Regions from separate parts of the Homo sapiens genome. Here region 1 is linked to region 2. The links are chromatin contacts, found by Hi-C or POLR2A ChIA-PET in ENCODE. All regions are on one chromosome and are shown on one strand. Each heading gives the region's core, a stretch centred on a gene start or an enhancer-like site at or near the end of the contact. The rest is flanking DNA. Distances are from core to core; before and after follow the strand shown.

What was found. Hi-C counts contacts between places; a loop is a spot of excess contacts on that map. ChIA-PET counts read pairs that join two places held with the same protein, here RNA polymerase II (POLR2A). Pooled maps may share reads with other maps.
Region 1: a loop to region 2 is called in a pooled map, with 2.8 times the contacts of the local background. The contact joins the promoter of SNX21 here to the enhancer-like site in region 2. A Hi-C loop is called at or near these places in 4 of 50 pooled maps. POLR2A ChIA-PET finds 5 or more read pairs at or near these places in 2 of 52 experiments (AG04450 and PC-9).

The regions. Positions count from the first base shown.
Region 1 is chr20:45,830,459-45,835,048 of GRCh38, reverse strand. SNX21 (sorting nexin family member 21) reads right to left here and starts at 1,250. Exons shown (of 4, transcript NM_033421.4): 1 at 1,109-1,250; 2 at 581-848; 3 at 1-90. The coding sequence starts at 1,129. It also overlaps a transcript of TNNC2 not described here. RefSeq lists silencers at 667-716, 757-876, 897-1,206.
Region 2 is chr20:45,339,923-45,344,415 of GRCh38, reverse strand. The region is part of intron 1 of SDC4 (syndecan 4); the gene reads left to right. Among named protein-coding and RNA genes, the nearest start is that of SDC4, 6.3 kb to the left of the region's middle. RefSeq lists an enhancer at 1,089-1,983. Within about 2 kb of position 2,000, at least 30 of the 41 ENCODE cell types and tissues checked have a DNase peak (open chromatin) inside an H3K27ac peak, as active enhancers do; they include PC-9, where a contact is called at or near this core.

The DNA.
Region 1 (4,590 bases), core at 1-2,500, 490 kb before region 2:
CCAAGGTGTTCCGGGACTTCTTCCAGAAATCCTGCAGCTGCCGCGCCAGGAGCTGACTGCCCCACTGCCCATCAGGTGGGGGGCTCCGTTCTGCAGACACATGACCAGTCATATCAATGGGCCTAGGGCCAGGGTCGACATCAACCACTGACGTGGCCTCACTCATCCTCCCAGTGTGAGGCAGGACTTACCCCCTTTTTACAGAAATGGAAACTGAGGGACAGAGAGGCACCGAGGAGCCAAACACCGTGCCTGGCAGACAGTAGGGGCTAAATTAATAGCTCCACCCTCAAAATATCGTTAATACATCATTTCCATTCGGATCCCAAGCCCTGTACATTTAATGCCTGCAGCAATTCTGAGATGAGAGTGAGTTCTCCCACTTGACACAAGGGAAAACTTGGCTCAGAGGGGGGTTAAGACTCTCTCAAGGTCACACAGCCAAGAGGTGGCCCAGGCGCTTTAAGAAGTGTGGGAGTTTCAGCTGGATCAACTTAGCGCCCTGGATGCTCTGGGAACGCGGCTGGGATGGAGGCCTAATCGAGCCCCAGGGTTCCCGCCTCCGTCCTCCTGCACTCGCCTGCGTCTTCTCCTGACGTCCCATCCCCGAGGGGCAGCTGGTCAGGGCCAGCCTCCTCGTCGTCCTCGTCCTCGTCGTCCTCGTCGTCCTCGGCGCTGGTGAAGCTGAGGGTGCCGCTGAGTCGGGAGGACAGGCCCTCGGCGTCGTCGTCCTCCAGCTCTGAGCTCTCCGGAAACTGCTCGGCCTCTGGACTGGCCGCCGCCTCCCCGGGGCCGTCGCCGGCCAAGGCGTGCCGCAGCCGGTGCAGGAGCCGGGAGGCCATGGCACCCTGGGGGGAGCGCGCGACGCTGTGTACCGGATCCCGGAGGAGGGGTACCCCAGCCCGGCGCAGGAGGAGGAGGGGCGGGGCCCGAACCGGAGAGGGAGGGGCGCGGTGAGGCCCCACCCCCTGGCAGTCCGAGGTCTTGCGAACCAGGGGACCCAGCCAGCATCGCTTTCCCCCCAACCCACTCAGCCTAGGACCGCGTTCCTCCCCGGAGGGGCTCAGGACCCTCCCGATGTCTCTTGCGCCGCCTCGTGCGCCTCTACCTCCTGCGTCCCACGGTGCATTCAGGGGCGCGCCGCGCCCCAGGGGTCCGGGTGCAGCCCCCCGCAGCCCATGGAGGTCGGCCGGGTTCTGCAGGGCTCCGCCGGGCTCAGGCCGCTCAGAGCGCCGCTCGGGCAGCTTCCTGCCGCCGCCCCGCCTCCTGCCCCGCCCGCTCGCCCGAGCCGCCCGAGAATCCCGGGCCCTTGGCTCCAGGAGGGACTTGGGAAGCCTGGGTCGGCCTGAGGGAGTCCCAGGCCTGCCGCAGAGTCATCCCAGTCCGGCCAGGCGCGTACCCTCCTTGAATCCTCCCACCCCACCCACGTCATCTCCAATCTGTCCCACTCATTTCCACCCAACGCTCTTTAACTTCACAAAGTAATTATGCAATAGTAGGGAGGCCATGTCTCCCGAGAGAAAACGAAGGGCCAGGAGAAGATGCGTGATTTGGGTTGGTTGGAATCTGACCTCGCTGAGCCTAGGTTTTCTCATATGTAAAACAGGAACAATACTGCTAAAACTAATTTTGCAGCTCTTGTAAGAACGCTCGTCCCGTGCCTGGCATAGAGCAAAGGCTGACGAAATGATCACTTACATAATGATTATTGTTTCTACAGTGTTCACAGGCTTGCACAATCTGATTTGAACCTCACACATGGGAAGTAGGCAAACAGGGAAACTGAGGACCAGAGAGGGTGAGTTACTTGGCTTAACCACACAGCTTGCCAGAGGTTTCTTTCTTTCTTTCTCTCTCTCTCTTTCTTTCTTTCTCTCTCTCTCTTTCTTTCTTTCTTTCTCTTTTGAGATGGAGTCTCACTCTGTCACCTAGGCTGGAGTGCAGTGGCACCATCTCTGCTTACTGCAACCTCCGCCTCCCTGGGCTCAGGTCATCCCTCCCACCTCAGCCTCCCCAGTAGCTAGGAATAGAGGCGTTCGCCACCACACCCAGCTAATTTTTGTATTTTTTGTAGAGATGGGATTTGGCCATGTTGCCCAGGCTGGTCTCGAATTCCTGGGCTCAAGTGATCCACCTGCCTCTGCCTCCCTCAGAGGTTTCTGAGTATGGGGCCTGGAGCCCAGGTCCCCTGCTGCATACTGCCCTTTTCCTGTGCAGCAGGCCTGATAATCTCAGTGGCTCCCCAGCTTTGTTTTATCTTTTATCCGCAGGGCAGCTGCAGGTCAAGAAAAAGTTATTGTGGCTTCCTGTCACAAAGCCTAGGTATCAGTTGTTAGGGCAGATTTTGATAGTTATACAATACAATAAATAAAATCAAAATCTCTCCAAAGTAGCTCCTACCCTTTCTGAGTGGCACAGGAGAGAAGGGTGGGGGAAAATGCCTTGGGATAAGCAGAAGGTATTTCAGCTCCCTGCCCTCCCATGTGAGCAGAAAGGCTGGGGTTCTTATTTTCTGAGGGTCCACTTTCTACATCCTGCTCTAGGCACTTTACTGTCACATCTCTCCCTCACAGCGTCCTGGGGAAGAGGCTGTAACTGGACATTAATGGTCCATTTTCAAGATGAAGAAACTGAGGCAAAGTGACTTCCCCAAGATCCACATCTGGGAAATAGAGGGGCTGGGATTTTAAGCCTAAGTTTGTGCAATTTTATTTATTTATTTATTTATTTTTAGAGAGGGAGACAGAGTCTTGCTCTGTCGCCCAGGCTGGAGTACAGTGATGCAATCTTGGCTCACTGTAACCTCTGCCTCCCAGGTTCAAGCAATTCTCCTGCCTCAGCCTCCTGAGTGGCTGGGACTACAGGCATGTGCCACCATGCGGCTAATTTTTGTATTTTTAGTAGAGGTGGGGTTTCACCATATTGGCCAGGCTGATCTGGAACACCTGGCCTCAAGTGATCCACCTGCCTCTACCTCCCAAAGTGCTGGGATTACAGGCGTGAGCCACTGTGCCTGGCCAGTTTGCACAATTTCAAACCTCGAATTACTCTTCATTTGGCTTATGGGCAAGATATTGGGACAAAAAAGGCATACTTCATTCATTAATTCAACACTCACTCATTCACCAACCATTGGTTAAAAAATAACTTGTCCTTCGGTATATGCCTTACATGTCTGGGCACAAAGCTGGTCTTCATGAAACCATGGGTTGTTAGAGCAGGAGGGCCCCTCAGAAATCTGGCCTATCACCTCCATTTTACAGATAGGTAGTCTGAGGCTTAGTGAGGGGAAGGGCTTATGCTGGGTCATATAAACAGTCAGAACTAGGAGATCTGAAGGTTGCGCATTCTCCACTATTATTATTTCTTCTTCTTTTTGCTTCCTTCTTCCTCCTCCTGCTTCTTCTTCCTTTTTTATTTATTTTTATTTATTTTATTTTTTTTGAGACAGAGTCTTACTCCATCACCCAGGCTGGAGTCCAATGGCACACTCTTGGCTCACTACAACCTCCATCTCCTGGGTTCAAGCGATTTTCCTGCCTCAAGTAATCCCAAGTAGCTGGAATTACAAGTAATCCCAAGTAGCTGGAATTACAGGCATGTGCCACCACACCCGGCTAATTTTTGTATTTTTAGTAGAGATGGGGTTTCACCATGTTGGCCAGGCTGGTCTCGAACTGCTGACCTCAAATGATCCACCTGCCTCAGCCTCCCAAAGTGCTGGGATTAGAGACATGAGCCACCGTGCCCGGCCTCTTCTTTCAGAGACAGAGTCTCACTCTGTTGTGAGGCTGGAGTGCAGGGGTGCGATCATAGCTCACTGCAGCCTCAAACTCCTGGGCTCAAGTGATTCTCCCACCTCAGCCTCCCAAGTATCTGGGACTACAGATATGTGCCCACCATGCCTGGCTAGTATTTTATTTTTTGTAAAGGTGGGGTTGCATGTTGCCCAGGCTGATCTTGAACTCTTGGCCTGAAGAGATCCTCCTACCTCTGCCTCCCAATGTGCTGGGATTACAAGTATGAGCTACCACCCACCATTCTTTGTTTTATTTTAATTTTTTAATTGGAGACAGCGTCTCGCCATGTTGCCCAGGCTGGTATTGAACTCCTGGGCTCAAGAGATCCACCTGCCTCAGCTTCCCAATGTGCTAGGATTAAAAGTGTGAGCCACTGCCCCCATTCTTAAATTCTGTATGGATATCTCCCTACAGCCTCCCTGAGAAATGGTCATCTAGCTCCTGTTTGGGTATACTCAGTGATACGGAGCTCATTACCTCCTGAGGCCACCTGTTCCCATTATTGTTCAACTATGACTATTAGGAAGTTCCCCCTTATATTGAACTAAATACCATCCAGTTCAGTTATTCTTATGTAGAATATAATATCTGTTGAACACCTGCTACATAGCAAGTGCTGAGCACTGGGAAATGTGATGATCTGTAGAACATAGAATGGGTTGTGAGCATAAGGTATGCTCAGTGCTATGATTGAGGAAACTACTAGAGACCACCTTGGACTCCCTGGTCTGGACACAGTGGGGGAAGGATCCCCGAGGAAGTGATGTTAGAGCTTAGAAAGATGATAGGG
Region 2 (4,493 bases), core at 751-3,250:
GAGTCACCCATTTCCTTTCAAACTCTTGGCTAATAGGACAGCTCTGTGGTGGGGGTGTTGGAATGAGCTCAGAGTTTTACCTTGTCCTTTGGGAGTCACTGTTTCAGTGTCCGGGGCTCGAGGGGACATACAGGACATGTTTGTACTAGGTCCCGCACTTTCACAGCCCCTTGCCTGCATGTAGACTTTGACATTGTACATTGTGCAGCCAGTCCTCAAAATTGGGCTTTAGACCTCTGCAGAGCAGGTAGTACTTTTTTCCTCTTTAAGGCAAAACTGAGGCTGCAACTGGCCTGCATTTTTTCAGAGAGCAAAAGCTGGTACTGTTCAGGTTTGGTGTGACCCCAGGATTTTCTGATGTTTGTGAGGACTCCTCTTTGCTTCCTGGGGCTGGCCAGAGGGCATTGAAACATTGGCTTGGTGTTACACAGACTTAACTCCAGACGTGCGAAGTCCACCTCTTACTGGCTACATGAATTCAGTCATGCTACTCCACCTCTGAGCCCCAGCCTCCTGGTCTGTTAAGAAGATCATGATACCGGTGTGGCGAAGCTTAAAGGAGACGACAGGGCTGTAAATAAAGGCACCTAGTACCATGCCTGGTAGGGAGGAGGTGTTACTTAGTGACAGTTCCCTTCCTTGCCCAGGCCACCTTCATGCCAGGGGGTCCTATCTCTGAAGATTCTGAGCCCAGGTCTCCTGGAAAGCTTTCTCCATCCCCCTTATCCCCCTTATCTACCCCCACAGCTGGGAGGTGGGAAGGGAGAAATCTAGGGTGGGGCTTTTGGAGTCCAAATCTCCTATTTGTTTATCTTAGAAGTGGGCTGTTTGCTAATTATCGAATGGGTTTATGTTTAAACAAGAACCAGTTCTGGGCAGCCCCACCTCTCCTGCTGGGATTTGCTGGAGCCTCATGCTGAACAGTTTGCAGCCTGGAGGGAGAGGGGGCAGGGGGTTTGCCAAGGGTATCAGACCACTCTGGACACTGTCCAGGACCTGGGGTCACCCTCCTGTGCTGGAGGGGCAGAGTTTCTACCCTTAAGGAGGCTGAGTGATTGCAAATAGCACTTTGAGGGGTGGGGTGTTGGTGGACAGAAAAGGTACAGTGTTCTGAAAAGCCAGTTTCTCGTATGTTTTCACTGCATGGTGCCCTAGAGAGGGAGGAGAGAGAACACATATGTCAACAGTTGGGGTCTCATTTAACCTTAGAAGAATAAGCCTGACTTCTTGGGCTTGTTTGTCATTAACTAACACAGTGGTGACCTTGGGCACATTCTTGCATCTCACTGGGGCCTCTCTGGTCCCATCTGCTGAAGGCTGGGTGACTGAAAAAGAGGGTACAGAAAACTCCAGCCCCCGTCCTAGCTCTGCTGCTCACCCAGGGACACACACAGTTAATACGTCACTTTGTTGATGTGAACTCCAGTGTCCTCTATAAAACACCTGTGGCACTCAAAGGTCATCATCGCTGTTTGGCAAACTTGTAAAGTTCTGGCTTTATTAGCACCTAGACGAGGGTTCTTAACCCGGCCAGAGTTTGGCTTTGGGGAGGTGGTGTCTGTGCATATGTTGAAAATGTAAACTAAGAGTTACAGTTATTGGGGTTTAGACCTTTTTATCCTTTTCAGGGGGCTGCAGTACTCCCCAAAAGGTCACTCTGATCTCAGCAGTTCTTTCTGGCTTTGACCTTTCTACAGCCATCCTTCCTCCCTCCCCCACTTCCCAGCCTTGTTCTTGCCTCCTGCTTCCCCCAACCCCCACCTTCAGCCCAGACCTTCCTATTCAGCGGCCCCCACCCCTTCAGGCTGCATCTCACCCCTCCCCCTGTCCTCCAGGCCCGGGAGCTCGGCTGCTCCAGTTTTCTCTGGCACAGTAGAAGAGGCTGCTGGTCAGGTGACACCTGGGGTAATGGAAAGGGGAGGCAGGGAGAGGCTGGTATGTGTGGAAACAGTGACTTGGTGAAGCCCAGCAGTCAGTGGCCAGGCCTGCGGGGACTGGCGGTGTCACTCTAGCCTCTGGGCGTGGGGGCAGATGTGGCACATGGCTGGCCCGGCTACCCAGAGTGGGGATACTCCTTGCCTTGGAGAAGCCCTGCCGGAGCCGTCTGTGGGACAGACTGACCTGGTCTGGAGGATGGCTTCCTTGGGGGTCGGTGAGGGAGGCTGGGAAGAGGCAGGAAGCCAGCACCCAGGGCTGATCTAATCAGCTGAGATAAGGCTGCAGCGTGGGCTCTCTACTCTGCTCTGAGAACACAGGAGGTTTGTTTACATCCCGAGAGCCTCCCTAGCCCTCGGATCCAGCAGGGATTTCGGATCTGCTGCCTAGATTACAAGCTCCAACTTCAATGCACCTCTGTCTCTGAGGCCCTGAGGGAGCCAGCCCCCTCCTGGCTGTCTCCACCGGTAATCGGAGCAATGCCCAGCTTGGTTACTGGGCTGGGACAGAGGGAGGCTTGTCTCTTTGAGACCTGTCTTTTACAGATTGGAAAACTGAGGCTCAGAGAAGGGAATTGTCCACGATCATCCAGGGAGTTAGTAACAAGGGTGCTGGGTCAGCTCCTGGCAGGGAGACATCCAGAGGCTCCTGAACCCTTCCCCCATTTCTAGCTGGCACCCTAGGATCCTGGAGTTCTTGCTGTGGGAATGGGCTGCCCTGAGGCTTGGTGAAAAGCTGGTTGCAGGCAGTGCCAGGCCTGGCTCTCTCCTGAGTGATTGTGTTCAGAGTAACCCGACCTTGAAGGCGACATTTGAACCCTCACTCCACCCCCACCCCCAGACCTGGTTTAACCATTCAGGCACCAGAGCACCAGACCATGGATTGGTGTGTAGTTTCTTTTTACCTTCTAGATTTTTATTTATTTATTTTGTCCCTGGGGACCCAGGTCCCCAAGTAGAATTTCAGGTGTTTCTGGTCACTGTCATTTGCACCTTCGGGGAAAATAAAAATGGTCTTTACCTCTGTCTGCTTAGGACAGGTGGTCAAAGCTGTGTGACCTTGGGCAGGTCTCTGACTATCTCTGTATCTTTTTTTCACAGTCTGAAGGGACCTGATTGGTTGTTGAAAAGTCTCTGGGCTCAGAAGCAAAATGATAACCTATTATAGATTATATTCCTTTACAGTTTGCAAAGCACCATCTCCCTGTCCCCAGGCTAGCTTCCTTCCAGCAACAGAACTGCCTCTGCAAGTTTTCCCAGGCCTCTGATCCTTTGAGCACTGATCCCACTGGCCAGGAGGAAGGCAGGTAGGGGTTAATCACAGCCACTATTCATTGATCACGTGCTGGGTCCCTTGCACACACAAATGCATTCCTCTTAATCCTCATCACCCTGCAAGGTGCTACCAGCCCTAGTCACAAAAGAGGAAACTGAGGATTTCAGAGATGAAATAAACTCCCAAGCTCATATAGTTAGGAAGTGGCAGAACTCACACTTGTGAATCTGCCTTGATGCACAACCACTCTGGGTGGTAGAGTCACAGTTGTGGGCCCCAGGTTTTAGCCATTCTGGGGAATGTCTGGCCCTTAAGAAGTGGGTGGGGTGGGGAAGAACAGTTACGAGTAGTGTACGCTGCTGGGGGTCTCCTGCTAGAAATCATTCTGGTGGGTCCAGGTGTTGGAGCCCCAGGTACTCACCATCCCCTCTCCCCACTAAATTTGGCTTGCCCAGTTATTACCCTTCTGGTCTTGCCTCCTGAAAGAAGGGTCAAGTGTGTCCCCGACCCTACCTCCCCTGGGGAGGAGCCAGGTCGGGAGAGGCTCTCATTAGTTCACAGTTATCCAAGCCCTGACCCTGAACTCCTCTCTGGTGCCCCAGCCAAGTTTCTGTTCCTTTGTTTAAGTGATATCACTTTCACCTTTGTTTACTCCTAGGCAGGGACAGGGTTGCCCTGGAGCCCTGGCCCAGCCAGTGTGTTGTGGACTGGCGGGTTAGGCTGGAGAGAAGTGAAGAGTGGGTGGCAGTGAGAAGCCTAGTTGTGGTTGGGACGTGTTCTTGAGGAAGATCTGGATTTGAATCCCAGCTCTAGCTTTCTAGTTGCATGACGTTGGATAAGTGACTCAGCTGAACCTCAGTCTTCTCATCTGCAAAATGGGTAGAGCACCTTGCAAGGCTGTTTTGCCATTTAAATGAACTTGTATAAACAAAGTACCCAGCATGGTGCTTGGCATGTAGTGGATACTCCTTTTAGTCACTCATGCTTTTCCTGGGGTGATAGAAGCCATAGGATTTGGGGATAGGGTTGGGATAGGACCTTTTCGTAGCTTCATGCCTATAGCCAAAAGACTAGATGGGGAGTATAACTGTAATGACAGCTGCTGCCTGTGGATTTGCTGAGACCCTTAGGGGCAGCCAACACCCTGGAAGGGGAGAGAAGATAATTCCAGTCTGGGAGCCAGGATACCTAGGTTCTAAGTCCATCTCCGCTGCCAGCTGCTTGGATGACCTTGGCAAAATCCCTTGTCTTGTCTGTTTGCTAGGTTATAAAATCAGATACCT